2 separate regions of the Homo sapiens genome follow, and region 1 is linked to region 2. A link is a contact called in ENCODE Hi-C or POLR2A ChIA-PET data. All regions are on one chromosome and are shown on one strand. Each heading gives the region's core, a stretch centred on a gene start or an enhancer-like site at or near the end of the contact. The rest is flanking DNA. Distances are from core to core; before and after follow the strand shown.

The links. A loop is a pair of places that touch in the nucleus more often than their neighbours do. ChIA-PET counts read pairs that join two places held with the same protein, here RNA polymerase II (POLR2A). Pooled maps may share reads with other maps.
Region 1: a loop to region 2 is called in a pooled map, with 2.0 times the contacts of the local background. The contact joins the enhancer-like site here to the promoter of COL16A1 in region 2. A Hi-C loop is called at or near these places in 2 of 50 pooled maps. POLR2A ChIA-PET finds 5 or more read pairs at or near these places in 4 of 52 experiments (A673, H1, PC-9 and 1 more).

Annotation. Positions count from the first base shown.
Region 1 is chr1:31,909,629-31,913,934 of GRCh38, reverse strand. PTP4A2 (protein tyrosine phosphatase 4A2) reads left to right here. Exons shown (of 6, transcript NM_080391.4): 4 at 2,109-2,239; 5 at 3,823-3,897. Among named protein-coding and RNA genes, the nearest start is that of PTP4A2, 27 kb to the left of the region's middle. Within about 2 kb of position 2,799, at least 2 of the 41 ENCODE cell types and tissues checked have a DNase peak (open chromatin) inside an H3K27ac peak, as active enhancers do.
Region 2 is chr1:31,701,395-31,705,592 of GRCh38, reverse strand. It overlaps COL16A1 (collagen type XVI alpha 1 chain), which reads left to right and starts at 1,576. Exons shown (of 71, transcript NM_001856.4): 1 at 1,576-1,756; 2 at 3,366-3,472. The coding sequence starts at 3,400. RefSeq lists a silencer at 106-155 and an enhancer at 3,465-4,198.

The DNA of each region.
Region 1 (4,306 bases), core at 1,550-4,049, 210 kb before region 2:
TTTAAACTTCCGAAAATAAGCTGCATACAAGTTTATTTTGCTGCATTATGAATATGTTCTCTAGTGAGCAAAAATCAACTTGTTTTGACAGATGGCAGAGTGAGAAAATGACTGGATTGACCATAGTCTGTTTGAGTCAGTAATGTTGGTAAACATCTTTGTGAAATAGAAATGAACTAAAGAACTTGAACTAGTTTGAGGAAGATAATGGTAGGCCTAAGATTTATTCCAGGCCTTTAAATTTAGGTTTTTGTTTTGTTTTAAATAGCTGTGATCTGGGAAATGCAAATCAAAAGCACAATATGATACCACCTTACTCCTGTAAGAATGGCCGTAATCAAAAAATTAAAAAAAAAAATAGATGTTGTCAGGGATGTGGTGAAAAGGGAACACTTGTACACTGCTGGTGGGAATGTAAACTAGTACAACCACTATAGAAAACAGCGTGGAGATTCCTTAAAGAACTAAAAGTAGAACTATCATTTGATCCAGCAATCCCATTACTGGGTATCTACCCAGAGGAAAATAAGTCATTAAAAACAAACAAACAAACAAATAAATAAATAGCTATGATCAGATAAAATGAAAGGTTTAACTTACACTTGAAAAAACAAGGGCATTTAGCCTTAAGCTTGGAATTTCCTTTTCCCAGACAGAGATTTTAAGAGTTAATCTAATTTTGCTAGGTGAGGAGGGTTTTGGAACATTTCATGGTAAGAGGATATCCCCAAATAAGGCCTGTCAGTCCTCTGAATGCTCTTGCAAACCAGACACACATTGGAATAGACTAATGGTGGTTTTAGCTGTATCAATTTGAGGTTCAGATGTTTCTAAATGATTAATGATTTTTTTAAAAATAGACACTACTTATATGAGTAAGTGAAGCATGTTTTATATTGTTTCTTAACTAGGTGCATTTTAGGGAGTATTAGAGGAAGTAAGCTCTTGACTAAGGTACTGGTTTTATTGCTATTTACAGTTAAACTCTCTAGTGACATTTATAATAACACAGTCCTTTAATTATGGGGCGTAGTTGTCAACTCAATCATGTACTGTTTTGGCTAATGGGCTACATGAAGTGTTCTAGTGGTGCCAATAATGAATGCAGAATCAATTTAATGCTCTGTCACTTTTCTCTTTTTCCTCCCCTAATATCTTAAAGTGTCCTTATCCAATCTCATTAGAATAGCCTTATGTTTTTAAAAAAATTCCTAACAGTGTTTTTGCATTTCTATCTTTGAAGCTTAGATGGCAGGAGGGAAGGCTTGTAAAATGTCAGCCCCCAGTCCCCCTCCTCCACTCCCCATTTGTGTTGGTTTCTTAGGACCTCTTGCTAAGTAGTGAGGAAGATAAACCCCTGCCTATACTGTGAATGCTCGTGGGATTAGTCTTAATTGAAAGATAGCCCAAATAGGTGAATACAGAAAGAGAAAGGGATACTTGACAAAATGGTCTCCATTTGCCCAGGACCCTGTCATGCAGCCCTGTCCTTGTTAAATGGGGACATATATAATTTAGTAAGCACTTTAAAAATACTCACTGCTTGCCTTTTAATAAGCACAAAGATGGTAGTTTGTTTCTGTTATGATTTACTAACTATTGGAGATTTCTTATCAGATAACCTTTCTCTAAAGATGTCATAACTTAGTTATCTTGAATTATAATCTTCAATTATCTGTAGAGACCAATGAGACACCAGTTGGTATGCTTTGCCAGAGTGGACTTTTAAATCATGTTGACATGTGCTGTGTCCTCTGTTACTTTGTCTTGGCTTTAATTACAGTTTTGTCTATTATGTCTAATTACTACTCTATTCAGATATCATTTTTGGGAGAACACTAGCTCTTATGACTCTGATAGAGATTTCTGTAAGTTTTTGTAAATTCAGATGTGTGCGACACTGCATTGAGAAGGGTAATTTATTTGGCAAACTTTAATTTCAATCCTGGATCATTTTACAGCAATGATCAGAATTGTGTTAACAATAGGTATATATAGTGCAGTTAGTTCAGTTAGGCCTGCCGTGTGTACTGTGTGCAGGTATTCTGTATTAGGATGTTAATCATGGAGAAAATATCAATTTAATGTAAAAGGTCATTTCTTTTCAGGATTGGCCATTTGATGATGGAGCTCCACCCCCTAATCAGATAGTAGATGATTGGTTAAACCTGTTAAAAACCAAATTTCGTGAAGAGCCAGGTTGCTGTGTTGCAGTGCATTGTGTTGCAGGATTGGGAAGGTAAACTCTTACCTTTATTACCCTTTTTGTCTGAATTCATTACCATGCCTAAGTTAGTTGAAAGTTTCACTTTGGTAGACATTTGCATATATTATACTAAATAACATTAAATTACCTGAAAGGAAAGGAAATGAGAGGAAAAACTAGTGTAATGATTTCTCAAAAGAGCCTGTTCATTTCATCTGGTTGTCTGATTCTGATGCCAGCCTGGATTGTGGGTGTTTTATTTTTCTCCCTATTTCAAGTAATCAAAAGTTCAGGTCACTGAAATTGGCAACAAAATTAAAATAATTTTAGAGTTTGATGAATCTATACATGGTTAATTTTGGACTGAGATGAATGGGAAGTTAATAGATAGCAGATATCTGAACTTTAAACTCTTGAAAGAAGATGTATGGACAAGAATTGACTTTGATCTTAAAACCTTTTCCCCTGAGCATTGCTTAGAATGGTGTTGCAACGCTGTCATCAGCAGCAGATTAAATGCCAATTTAGGATGCACACTTTGACTCAAAACATTAGTGTAGGCTGCCATTGCCTCAAGGTGGTGATTACTCAAGCTGTTAGTTCTGCTCTGCCCTTTTGTTTGCTATTTCCTTTTTTGTAGTGTGGTACTGTTTGTTCATAAGGTTAGAAGTTTTAGTCCTTATCCTGAAGGTTGAAGATAATGTTGTAACGTGAGTTGGCAGTTTTATAACTAGTAGCTATCCTAGTTTTAGGTAGCCCAAAATTGGTGCCCTGTAATGGGCTTTATAAAAACATCATTTCCTTTGTTAAATTTTTTTAAAAAGATAGAACTTCTTCTAGTCATCAATTCTTGGGCATTTTCCTAGCTCATCAAAAGGATTTTCTTGAAAACGTCTAGCACCTTTTTAGCATTTGATAAGGAAATATTAAAATCAATTGGTAATGAAAATTCTGACACATTGGAGATAAGTAATATGTTTGGTCATTTATTTTACTGTGATAATGGCTAAAGGCCAATGAAGGATTTTTGATCATATCTAGTGATGAGAGAATTTAATATATAATGTGATGTTTTAAAGAGTAAAGATTTCTTAAGGTTTAGAATTTAGTGCTTTACTAAAAGTAGATAATCAGGCTGGGCGCTATGGTTCACGCCTGTAATCCCAGCACTTTGGGAGGCGGAGGCAGGCAGATTGCTTGAGCCTAGGAGTTCAAGAGCAGACTGGGTAACACGGAGAAACCCCGTCTCTACTAACTATTAAAAATCAAAAATTAGCTGGGCATGGTGGCGGGCACCTATAGTCCGAGCTATTTGAGGAACTGAGGCAGGAGGATCACCTGAGCTTTGGGAGGTTGAGGCTGCGGTGAGCCGTGATTGTGCCACTGCACTCTGGCCTGGGTGATAGAGCGAGACCCTGTCCCCTGCCCCGCCAAAAAAAAAAATCATAGAATTAATGATGATGAGATATATTTACTGTATTAGGCAGATACCAGCTACTTTAGTATACAGGAAAAAGAAAGCTCATGCGTTGCATTGGTAATATGCAGTTACAGGTTTTTAAAAATCCTTTCACTCCAAGACTTATGGATACTTACATACAGGTTTCTTTCTGCAGGGCACCTGTGCTGGTTGCACTTGCTTTGATTGAATGTGGAATGAAGTACGAAGATGCAGTTCAGTTTATAAGACAGTGAGTATGAAGTTTTTGTGTTCAGAAACACAGAAAGCAAGATCATGCATGAGGAAGGAATTATGGAAGGGATATTCATTTATAGTATGGGATAATTTGCTTTTTTTGGCTTGAAGTATTATTTGAAGATGTAAAAAATTTAGAGCAAGTGATAGAGACTCAGTACAGCTGGTTTCCAGATTCAAAAGTTTTCTAATTTGGACATTATAGACTGTGTCCAGTATATTGTTTTGAGTATCTAGGAATCTCAAAAATGCCCCTTTTAATAGATTCCAAATACCTTCCAAATATAATTCTCTGTTAGGAGGAGGCAAGAAGAATGTGTAGAGGAGCAGTTAATCACCTGAGACTCTTTTTTTTTTTTTTGAGATGGAGTCTCGCTCTGTTGCTCAAGCTGGAGTGCAGTGGC
Region 2 (4,198 bases), core at 327-2,826:
GCACAGAGCCTGACCTATATGCGCTTCCCACCTCTCCCGAGTGCCCACTGCTGGGGCAGCACCCTCTGGTAGGGCAGGCGGGGCCTGTGCCCACCCACCCCGCAGGCCAGAGTGCTCAGAAGGCCCCACCCCCTCCGCTTCCCGCCTGCTGAGCTCAGCACTTCCCAGGCCCCACCACTGCCACAGCCACATCTGGGGCCAGCTCCTCACTGGGACCACAGTGGGGCGCCTCTGTGGCGTGGTTGGGGTTTCCGCTGACTCAGCGCCTCTGGGTCTGGAGGCGGGAAATCCCAGGCCTGCCCCTACAACCTCCCCCTACCCCGGGTTAGCCGAGGCCACAGGGCTAGGCGCGTTGCTTCCACAGAGCCCCCAGAGCCCCCCTCAACTGGGGACGCTCAGTTTCTCCCTCTTCAGCCCAGCATCTCATGGCCTCTTGAACCTACTTTGTGGATCCTCAGCCTTGGTGCCAATAAATTTGCTTTCGGTCTACAGCGGGAGGAGACCCTTGGTGGGGATTCCACCTTGGTCAACGGCCCTGCCTCTGGGCAGAACTCGGAACATTACCGGCTCCTTCCTCCTCAGAGCTCCAATCTTTCAGCCCAGCTCAATTCCTCTTGCGTCCTTGGACCGTGAATATAAAGCAGGTCCCTCCCCAGTGCTGGTGTAAAGGCTTGAAATCCAGTCCCGTCCCCTGCCAGGGATCACAGTAATAACGATAATAGCAGCAAATATTTACTGAGCTCCTCTCATGTGCCAGACCGTGTGCTAAGCGCTTACAGCCTTTGGCCCATTTCCTGCTTACAGCAAAGGTCTATGAGGCATATACTCTCACGATCCCATCTTCCAGATGAGAAAACGGAGTATGGTTACACAGCACATTTGGAACCGCAAAGCCAGAGCAGGGGCCAGGGATTTGAGCCCTTCCAACCTCATGGAGTAAGGAGGAATAAGGGGACTCCCTCAGTCTCACTTCTCTGGGAGTCAGGCCAGAGCAGAGGGGGTTAATTTAGCACGGAGGAGGGAGGGGGTTCCCACCCTCCTCCTCCCAGTACAGACAGACCTAGGGACAGACTGACTGGGAATGTTAGGCAGAGGAATTGGAAAAAGCTGACCACCGAGGCTTGGGCGGCAGCCACATCATGGGTGCCACGCACTTGGGAGGAGGGTCTCTACCCTGCTCCCTCCACCCCTGTCCCCTCCCCGCCCCCCCACCCCGCAGCCTTCTGGGGGCCCAGCCAGGGACATGGAAAGGGGGAGCTCTTCAAACTCCAGGCCTGACTCTTAAAGGGCCCGCAGGAGCCCCCTTCCAGGGCAGCTCTGGGCACGTAGGGTCCCGCCTAGCTCGAGGATCGCTCACCTGGCGGTGAGGCAGGAGGGGCGGGCCTGGGAGCTCGGCCAGACCCGGGGCGGGGCTGTGCACCCCGCAGTCTAGCCGCCTCTGGTGCCGCTGGAGCCCCCTCTAGGCCCTCCTCCTCCTCCTCCCTGGCGGGCCGGTCCAGCTGTGTTCCATTAGTGTCCCTGGCAGGCCCCCAGCCCCCTGGAACCGCCTCTCTTCCCCCACCCGGAGTGGCCGGCAGTCCCCGGCAGGCGTGCGCCGGGCAGCAGACAGCCGGGAGAGCTCGAGCGCCAGGAAGCTGGGGACCCGTGACCGTCACGGAGAGATAGAGAACCCCTAGCGGACCTGAGGAACCTGGGCTCTGCTTCCTCCGCCTGCTGCCTGGACTGCTCAGTGAGGTGGGGGGATCCCCGGCCACCGGTAAGTAGGGATACAGTGGGCGGCCTCAGGGCTCTGGGCTGAGAGGCCCTTTCTGCCAGACTTGCTGTGTGACCTGAGGAAAGTGGCATTCCCTCTCTGGGCCTTGGTCGTCTTCTCTAGAGCGAGATGAGCTCTAAACTCCATCCTGGTTCTGACTCCCTGCGCCCAAATCTATGCCTCTGTGTTGGGGTGAGCCGTCTCCTTGGAAGCTTCTCTGGCTCTGTCCTTGCAGCCCTGCACTCTGGCTGGAGCCTGAGGAGTGGCGACCAGAGACTAGGAGCCGGAAGGGGACAGGATCACATCCATCCTCACGCCTCCACATGCACCCACATGGCGCCACAGCTGGCAGCCCTTCTATTGGCTGGCAGGAGGAAGACCAGGATAGGGTTTGAGAGCTGGGATGTGTATATCACTAGGATGGGGGATGAATAGGCAGGCTGGGGGCACAGTTCTGTCCCAGGGAGAAGGGGGCTGGAGTCCTATCTCCAAATATATTGGGGTAAGGGGTCCTTTCTGTTTTCATTTCCTATCCATGATTGAGGGAAGGAAAATTGGATTTCATTAGAGTTGGAAGGAATGCAGTCAGACTTGCATTAGAACTTCCCAACAGGAAGACCTACAGGAGGAGTGGTCATAGGCTGGCTGTGCGCATGTGGGTATATGCAAGCTGGTGTGTCTGGGTATATCAGCGAGCATATGTTTCCGTGAGCATGCCTGTGTGCAGATAGCTTTGTATGCACACTGGTACCACATATGTGTCCTTATGTACATGTACCTGCGCATCTGCATGTGCTGTGCTGACACATGCATGGCTCTGTGTTTGTGCACGTGAGCTGCCTGTCCTGGGGGAGGCCAGACGATGTATGGCTCTGCTGGCCACTTGCTGAGCCTGCATCGATTTATCTGGGCCCATCCATCAGGGTTTAATAAAACTAAAAGACAAGCATCCATCAGCTGGGGGCGGGGGTGGCTGGCAATGAGGTCCTGAGCCCTAGAGACCTGCTCTCCTGCCCACTATACCTATGGGGAAAGCTTCCTTGGCCCCCACACAGCCCTATGGAAGGCTGTGGCCCACAATCTCAGCCCAGTCACCAGCCCCTGACCCTGTGGGTGCCTGGGAGGGCTTCCTGGGCTGAGCTGGGTGCGCTAGTAAGGTATCAGGCTGGTATATATACCAGGACAGTGCACAAGATGCTAGACTTGAAATACTTCCACGTGTCTTGAAGAATAGCCTCTTCTTTAAGCCCTCATCACTATTCCAACTTCTCTGGCCTTCTAAGACCTTCTAGACCTCTCCCAATCCAGCAAGTATCCACTGGCACAGCCAGATGCTGCCTGGACACTATTTCAGTGCAGTAGGCAGCTTTCTGCTTTGCCTGAAAGCTGGTATCCGTGCCATACCGGTGGTTAAATATTTTGAATATCGCCTCTGCTCAAATCCTAGCCCAAGGGCTGTGGTTGGGCCTCTGAGAGAGACTGATGCCTGGCCAGACCTCCTGCCACCCCAATACCAGTGCCTGGGCCCCACAGGCTGTCCACGACTTGCCCACGTGTGGAGTTGTGCTGTGTGAACTCAGAAATCCGCCTTCCCGGTCTCTGTGGTTTTCAGGTGCTGTGGCTGTAGCTGACCTCTTTGGACCGGGATGTGGGTATCCTGGGCTCCTGGCCTGTGGCTGCTCGGTCTTTGGGCTACCTTCGGCCATGGGGCAAATACAGGTGAGATGACACAGGAGAGTCACAGTATCACAGGCCTGCAACTGGTATCCTGGGGTGCTGGGGTCCTTGCACATATGTGACCATGTATGTGTGGTCGTGTGGGCAGTTATAGCAGAGTCTAGGGGCTGGGCTCAGGGTGATCTGAGGTGTTGGCACCCTTGAGCCTGTGTGCAGTGAGCTGGAGAGTGTGTGTGCCTGTGTCTTCGTACGTTTATGTCTCTGAGCATCTCTGTGTTTGTCTCTCAGACTGGCTTTGTGCATTCGTATGTATTCCTGTGTCTCTGTGTGTAAGAGAACAACCTCCCACCCCAATACGTAAGCCAATCCTGTGGACACATTGCTGGTAGGACCAGTGGGGTGGGGAGGAACAGGCAGTGAGCTCTCCCTGCAGAAGGACGCCGCCTCCCCAGAGAACCCCAAGTCCTGCTGATCCTTTTCATGGTGGAGACTCCATCCCTCTAGCTCACGTGCTTCTCCTCCTCCACGGCTGGCCCTGAATCTCTAATAAAAGGCCCACCCCGAGGCCCAGACTCTGGATGAGACAGAGGGTGCAGCTTTCCAGGGCCCAAAGCCAGGGGAAGTTGACCGGGCAACTTGCCTGGCCTTGCTGGGTGCCCTCTGGGCTCAGTAGCTCAGCTGCTTCGCCAAGCAGGAACAGAACTCCTAGGACCCAAACCCAGCTAGGAAAAGCAGAAAAACCAAGAAGCTGAGGTGAAAGGGATTGTG